Linked DNA regions of Mus musculus: region 1 is linked to region 2. The links are chromatin loops, found by intact Hi-C in ENCODE. Cell type or tissue: gastrocnemius. All regions are shown on one strand.

Region 1 (4,000 bases), 120 kb after region 2:
CAGATGCTGAGCCTGTGTGTGTGAGGTCTGTGACCTCACACATGGAAGAGGCAACAGAGAAGTGGGATACAGGAGCTACACATGGAGTAGGGCATCTTCTCACACACAATTGTCTTCAGTGTTTGCACAGTCCTCAAAGACCTTATCATGTCTGTGTTTAACCTTGGAGGAAGCAATCTATTTCATATATGAGGCCAGGCAGGCGACAGCCCTCCAAGTCACATAGCAATCTAGTGGTACCAGAATGGGAACCCACATTCATCTGACTCAGTGTTCTGTCCCCATTGCTCCAGCTGCGTGTATGGTGGCTGATGGAAAGTACTTGGGTGCCTTCAGATTCTCACCGGAGTGACTGTCTTGATAGTCCTTGTAGTAAAGCAGATACCACTCCCATTCCTTTCCTGGGAACAGGCCACTCATGGTATTTGGTTAGGAAAGGGAGTTGTATATGCCATTGTCAAAGACACTAAGGTATGGCCCACTGTCACCACGGGTACGAGATAGGGTCTGTTTTAGTTAGGATTTTACTGCTGAGAACAGACACCATGATCAAGGCAACTCTTATAGAGGATAACATTTAATTGGGGCTGGCTTACCGGCTCAGAGATTCAGTCAATTATCATCACGGCAGGAAGCATGGCAGTGTCCAGGCAGGCATGGTGCTGGAGAAGCTGAGAATTCTACATCTTGTTCCTAAGGCAAACAAGAGAAACTGACTCCTACATGGAGAAGGGTCTCCAAACCCACCCCCTCAGGGACTCACTTCCTCCAACAAGGCCACACCTACTCCAACATGGCAATTTCTAATAGTGCCATTCCCCAAGCCAAGCGTATTTAAATCACCACGGGGTGCTATCGAGGATCCCAAGTAGAGCATCCATTGTCTCTGCAAGCTGAGCCTGGAGTGATGGCTCCACACAGATGATCAATATAATCACTGACCAGGGAGAGTAGACAAGTCCCGACGTCTCTAAACCTGAGAAACCTGCAGGGCTGCCCAAGGGTGACCTCTACTTGGGCCCAGAAAACAAGACAAACAGCTTCTTTTCCATGCCCTGGGACTGACTCATTTTCTAAGAAGCCCAGCCATTCTCTGGGTGGTTTGGAAATCAGCTCAGGACTGAATGAAGCAGGAAAGACAAAGAGTAGGTGGCAGCATCATTGATCCCCACTTATAAAGCACAGAACTCAGCCCCTGAGCCCGGGGATGGGACCATCACAAGACCTCCCTTCTTCATTCCAAAGTACTTGTCCCTCTGAACCTTCAGAGGTCACACTTATAGATCAGCCTTAATCAGGATATTCTAATCTGCCCAGGCCTTAGTTTGAGTTGTGAATTATCAAGGAGATTCAATAGACGAGAGAAAGAGGACTTGCTTGTCACTGGGATGCTTGAGTTTAAATCGTATAGCCTTGTGCTCTGCCATTAATTTGGGAAGACCATGGTCCTTTGGAGTTTAGAAGGACCATCCATAAAATAGAGCTCCTTTGTGTTGTTCCTGTCAGAACCCCGTAAGAGAATACTTCTGTCCCTGAAACCTATCACACACCTAGCAAGAGTGTTAGCTGCTTTCTCCTTCCTGCCTCCTTCCCTCATGACTTTGCCAAGAAGAGATATTTGGATCTGAAGATATCAAATTATTTCAGGCACCCATCTTTTCCAGGTTCTTGCTTTAGAAACAGAGATCAGAAAAGCACAGCCTCTCAGGTTGTTGTGAGACTGACCGAGTCGACAGGAGTACCGCGCCAGCAACAGCTCCGGAAATGCTCAGCTCTGTGGCTGGTTATAAATAGCTCTTCTCTGTGTGGGTGATGCCTCCTTGGCTGGTGCTGTGTGTGCTGTGTGGTCAAGGCTGAACTGACTCACCCTAGAGTGACAGATCTAGGTAGTGACACCCAATGTAGCTGGGCAGAAATAGCTGGGCTCCTTATTAAAACCAAGAGACAGCTCAGATGTTCTTGTGACAGGTGCCTTGGGGCTTTGATAGGCCCAGAGGAGAGATGTCCATGGCTTCCAAGTCACAGGAAATAAAGGAATAAAACAAGCATCTCACTTCCCTATGTCTGCCTCATTCCTTGACCTCTACTAATGGATTCCCTCATAATATGAAACTACTGTCACTGAGGTCATCATTGACCTTCCAGTGGTTAACCCAAAGCCGCCCTTTAAACTAAAGGATATGTCCACTGGCTATGTAGTTCATTTCTCCCTTGACTCCCGGTTCTTCTCCTGCCTCTTTGACTGCCTTGTTTCCATTTCCATTGTGACTTTATCTGTCCCCTCTACCTACCTTCCATCTATCCTTCCTTCCTCCATCTTTAATGGAAGAAAGGTTTACAGAAGTGTGGATATTCCACTAGATGGGACTAACACTAGATGGGATAACAGGAAACTAACACTAGCTTTGAACCTGAAGACCGAGTGTTTGCTAGACTCCAGAAACTCAAGGCTAGGGAAAGTAGCCTGGTGGTAGAATGCTTACCTACCAAGCACAAGAACCCGGGGTCAGTCCCTGGTACCATGGAAATAAACATGAAGGAACAAACAAACTCCTAGAAAGTGAAGCTGTGAGGGGCTTCCTGCCAGGGGCTGAGCCTTTGGCAGAGGAGCGAAACTACCTAGGGGGTAGCCCTTCTGCCTTGGCTTTCCTCCTTATCATCCCTGCTGAGGTCCCCAACATCATGCTGCTACCTCTAAGCCAGAGCCCTCCTCCTCTGATGATAACCCTTATCCCAGAGACTCTTTCCTATCCCAGTGGCCAAGTAGTCGAATTCTGTCTCTTCCAGCAACCGGAGTTACCTGCCTTCTGCCTGGACATCCCTGTCTGTCAGACACCATCAACTCAGGCAGTCCACAGGCCATCATGCCTTCCTGTCATGCTGTCCCTTTCCTGTCTTCTTTTCTATTGTGGCTGGCTTGTCCTTTCCATTGTCATGGATGAGGTCTTATCAGGAACAACCCCCACCCCCAACCTCTTCCAGCAGCATTCTTTTCTCTGCTGATAGGGAATTCATCAGGGTTCTTTCTAAAAGATAACCTTTAATACTATCTTAGCCCTTCTAGAAGTTTTTCTACTCAGCCCATTACATCTTGGATGATGATACAAATCCTGGGCCTGGAGCCCTCTCTGCTCCCCTCCTTCCCTGTTCCCATTTCCCAGTCCTTGGCACCTGTGCACACGTTCCTACAGCTGGGCCATCAGCGGCTCTCCCAGGGGCTTACTCTCTTCTTCTCAAAGACTGGAAGATCCTTCCTTCACCTCCCACAGCAAAGGCCTCAGGCCTTCCTCATCCCATTGAACTCCTCCTCTCCGGAAGGCACTCCCACATCCCAAGCTCAGCAGGGACTGCCTAGAGCCCAGGATCAGTATCTCCTTCTTTCTTTTGTTATCTATGTAAGTTCTCTGACCTCCCCTTGCATTTGGGACCCACCACTGACTCTCTGTTTGCTGAAAGCAGGGGTAGGGGCCCACTTCCCACTTCCGGTTCCAGCAACATTCATCTGGACCGGCCCAGACACATCACACTCTTCCAACCTCCAATCATCCTGTGCCCATGACTGATTCCTGCACCGCCACACCCACTTCAATGGGAAGTGCCTCCTTGCCCTTCAAGGCCTGGGTCTGCAAGCCTGTTTCTGACAGGAATGATGCCTTGTCCCTGTGGATCCTTCGGAAAGCTTGTCACCTCCTGTGGGATGTGCTGAAGGATGGGGCCTCTGTGTGATTAAGTTAACCAAGGTCTACATGCAGTGTAATATAGTCTAGAGACTATTCTGTATGCGTCACACACATCAACGGATTTGATCTGTGTTACAATGCTATAAAGAAAATACTGTTGTGGTTAATATTTTATGGGTTATAACACTGGAACATGACATATTACTAACTTTTCTTGTCGCTATGAGCAATTACCTCATAAGACGTAACATAAGAGTTGGAGGATTCCTTACGGTGGGGAAGTCACGGTGGGGGGAGAATTCCCATGGTGTTTACTCACA
Region 2 (4,000 bases):
TGTTGAGCAAGCACTCTACTGATTGAGCTCTGTCCTCTTTCCAAATCAACCACTCTAAAATGAACAACCCAGTAGTATTCAGCTCTCCACAGGCCTGTGTCACCAGCAACCACCTCTGTCTTCAATAAGCTTTCATTGGCCAAGAGGAAGCCTCAGATCTACGAAGCATCTGCCCTACATTTGAACACTGAGTAAGGCACACAGGGTGTGGCCTTTGGGGTCATACTTCTTCCTAGCTCCTGTCTCTGACATGCCGTGTGTATGGCTTGTGCCAGTATCAGTGCTATAGATGAGGAAACTTTGGTACACAGTTAAGTAATCCACCCACGACTGTTTAACCAGTAAGTAGCCGAACCACAAATCCTCACGGTGTGGCCCTGGGGCCTTGTTCTAGAAGCCTGAGCCATGTAGCAGGGTAGGAAACAACTCTAGAGGTCGAGGAGACGAGTGGAGGAGGGTTGTAGGGTTGCCTGCCTTTCCAGACTGATAGCCCGAACTCCTGGCTAGTTTGACTGCTGTTTGCCCTGTGACCGGTAGCTCTTTCTACATCTCAGTTTCCCTGTCCACACAGAGTTTAGAGTCTGTCTTGAGTTGCTGTGGGAGGCTTGACTGACAGTTCTTGGAAACCTCAGAGTTCTATATGAGCACAGCTATGGCGAGGATCTCTAAGAACTTCCCTGGCACCTAATATATCCCTGACAGAGCTGGCACTCCAATGGGTGAACAGTGGGCACCCTGATCTTCTTGCTCAGTCTGGAGAGCTGCAGGCCCCACCTGGAGGGCACTGTGTCAAACACAGACTTGAAGGAACAAGGCCTTCTATAGAATCTGTTCCAGGCCTGCTAACCTACAGCATACGAGGAAAGCCTACAGTTCATAGGCTGGGGACAGAGCCTTGCTTGGGACAGTTCTGTTGTCACTTTGGAAACCCACTGTCCCAGGCAAGAAGGATTAGAAGGGCAAGGGTACAGAGATGAGAGCAAAGGGGCTGGTGCCCTGTCAGAGTGAGCTTCTAGGATCTCCCCAAGAGAACTCTAGCAAAAAGCTATTAATTCCTCTCTAAGAAGTCGGGTCTCAGAGCTTTCCTTCTGGGATCAAATGAGATGTGACATCATAGGATGAATTGCCAGAGAACAGCATTGTGACTCTCACCCCCCAGTGAGCCCTGGGGTTTGGGGGACAGGTGTGGAATGGTTTTGTGAACTAAGGAAAAAGCAAATGTGGGGTGTGGTATCCTCACAGCAGCTCATCGCTGCTCTTCCCTCTGGTGCAACCTTTTCCGCTTTAGTCTTGTTTAAATCCCAACACTTCCCGTTCCAAATGAAGAACGTTCCAGAATGCTCCGTTAGCACACGGGTTAGTTTATGGGTGATTTATCAGGGCAGTTTCCTGGATTATGGCCTCATCTTCTCTCAGCAAATCCTGTTGAAACACACTTCTGTCAGCTGTAAACCCTGAATGTGGGAAAAGAGCTGACACACAGGCTCCGTCTCCGGAGTAGCGCATTCCCGAGTGTGGGCAGTTCACCAAGACCAGGAAACCTCCGGTTCGGCTCGAGAAGAGGTCACCCTGTGGGCAGGGGCAGCCCTCAGCTGATTGGGACTCGAAGGAACCAGGATTCAGAAATCCTAACCTGGTCTGCCTGGGTTACAGATTCTCTTGCCAGCCCTGGGGGACCAGCTTCCCTCTCCTACCCACTGACCAGTAACGACAGGCTGGATGTCTCTGGGACATTCCGGAACAGGACACAGCTGAGGTTTGACCCAGGCTGCATGGGTCTATGGACACTGGTGAACCGTGAACGGCTTGCCCTGGAGTGACCATCCTGTCCTCGGGCTCTGTAGAAACAGCCCGAGGCACTCAGCCCCAGCCTCCTTCCTGCTTACTGAGACCTTGACCTCTTGCGGTGCCTCTGTGGAGCTGCAGGGCGGCTAGGAAATGAGTTAAGCCGGCATTTCCCACTCCAAGGCTGAGCCCACCCCCGTTTATCCAGCCTTCCCAGAGCAGCAAGGGCTATTTTTTTCCTTTTCTTTTCTTTCTCCCTTTGTAGCATTTCCTGGTTTTCAGCCGAATGAGTCACTTCCTTCTCTGGGTTCCACATAAAACTCAAAAGGTAACTTTTCTCTATGAGTGGATTTTATTTTACCAACACTGATTTTTTTCCCCTTTCTCACTCTTATGGACATGGAAGATGTGCATATTTCTTTTCCTCTTTTCGCTTTGGTTTCTGGGAAGCCTGGAGTCCAGTATGAGGTTCCTCTTGATCAAGTGACTGCTCTGAGCCTTCTAAATTAACTTTGTCCCCGTTTTTCATCTTCAAGCCAAGCCTTTCTTTTTCCATTTTTGATTTTTATGGTATTTGTATTATCAATTTTATTTTAATTGAGGGTTTTATTTACATTTTATTCGAGCGTGTGCTTGAGCGCGTGTGTGCGCACGTAGAAGTCAGAGAACACTCTGTGGGAGTCCATTGTCTTCCTCCATTTTATGGGTCCTGGGGATTTGGTTACAAGCGTCTTTACCCACTGAACCATCTCACTGGCTCAGCAATAGTATTTTTCATGATAGAACTTACATAAATAAAATGTATCCAAGTCAAGTATAGAGTTTGAGGTGACTAATCTTGGTTTTTCAACTTAACTGTGTCTGGAATCAATAAGACCAGGTGCCAAGTGTTCCTGTGAGGGTTTTCTTGATTAGATTATTTGAAGTGGGAAGGTGGACCCTAAATGTGGGCGGCATCTTCTGGCTGCTGCACAGATAAGGGAACATGGAAGAGGGATTTTTTTTTTTTTTGTTTTGTTTTGTTTTGGTATTTTTGACACAGTGGTTCATTATATAAGCCCTGGCTGGCTTAGAACTCAGTGTGTAAACCAGCCTGGCCTCAAACTCATAAGATCATAAGAGACCCACCTGTCTCTGCATTTCTAGTGTTGGGCTTCAGTCTAATATTTGTGCCATGGGAATCAGAGAGATAACTAAGAGGTTTAGAGCAGTGGCTGATTTTCCAGAGGGCATGGGTTCAATTCCTGGCACCCACATGGCAGCTCACACCTGCTTGTAACTCCAGTTCCTCTTCTGGACTCTGCAAGAGGCTCGACGTATGTGCAGGCAAAATACAGCAGATTAAAAATTTTTTTTTGTAAATATTTATTTATTTTATTTATATGAGTACACTGTAGCTGTCTTCAGACACACCAGAAGGCATTGGATCCCATTACAGATGGTTGTGAGCCACCATGTGGTTGCTGGGATCTGAACTCAGGAAGAGCAGTCAGTGCTCTTAACTGCTAAGACATTTCTCCAGCCCCACAACAGACTTTTAAAAACATCTAATGGCAGTCTCGACACATCCTCAGCTGTGCACTTATTCTCATTGTGCCTTTAAGAAGCAGTTGGGGGCTGGGGAGATAGCTCAGTGGTTAGGAGCACTGGCTACTCTTCCAGAGGACCCAAGTTCAATTCCCAGTACCTACATGGCAGCTCACAACTGTCTTTTACTCCAGTTCCAGGGGCTGACATCCTTACATAGATGAATTCAGTCAAAATACCAAGGCACATTAAATAAATAAAAAAGAGAAGCAGTCAGAGTCCTGACTTTCTATAAAGGTCTCAGTTTCAGGGCTCCATGCCCTGAGGCTCTGTGACCGTGTCTTCTGTTCCCAAGCTAGCCATGCATGTACCTGGCCCCACATTTCCTGTCTTCAGCTAGCTTCATGTCTTCATTTCACTGGATTCGAGTTTTCTCTTTATTTCTTGCATCCCAGGATTGATTTCTTTCATATGGGCTCAGCTGTGGATGAAAATGTGTAAGGTTAAAATCACATAGAAATGGGGGATACTGAAGCTGCCGTTGGACCACTGTTTACTTAGAGTCAGCCTACACATTTGACCTGTTATTTTTGTGCATTACAGTATTAGAAAATTATGTATCAATTTCGTTTTCTGCTGCTGTAGCCATCTTGGATTACTGGACTCCTGCCATCTGGACTTGGACTCC

What was found. Peaks named below come from ENCODE experiments on the same cell type or tissue, not always from the same donor. Only the 100,000 strongest peaks of a DNase experiment are listed, where the experiment ranks them.
Region 1: it touches region 2 in a loop (1.9-fold over the local background); 2 of 42 quality-filtered maps call a loop at or near these places.

What each region holds. Positions count from the first base shown.
Region 1 is chr15:59,794,051-59,798,050 of GRCm38, forward strand. Gm19510 (predicted gene, 19510) reads right to left here and starts at 909. Exons shown (of 4, transcript NR_045076.1): 1 at 597-909. In gastrocnemius, no CTCF peak of the experiment used is centred here; a DNase peak (open chromatin) is centred at 1,807; H3K4me3 peaks cover 312 bases; H3K27ac peaks cover 2,108 bases.
Region 2 is chr15:59,678,973-59,682,972 of GRCm38, forward strand. No RefSeq gene overlaps it. Among named protein-coding and RNA genes, the nearest start is that of Trib1, 32 kb to the left of the region's middle. In gastrocnemius, a CTCF peak has its summit at 1,907; DNase peaks (open chromatin) are centred at 1,559, 1,813 and 3,994; H3K4me3 peaks cover 1,425 bases; H3K27ac peaks cover 3,774 bases.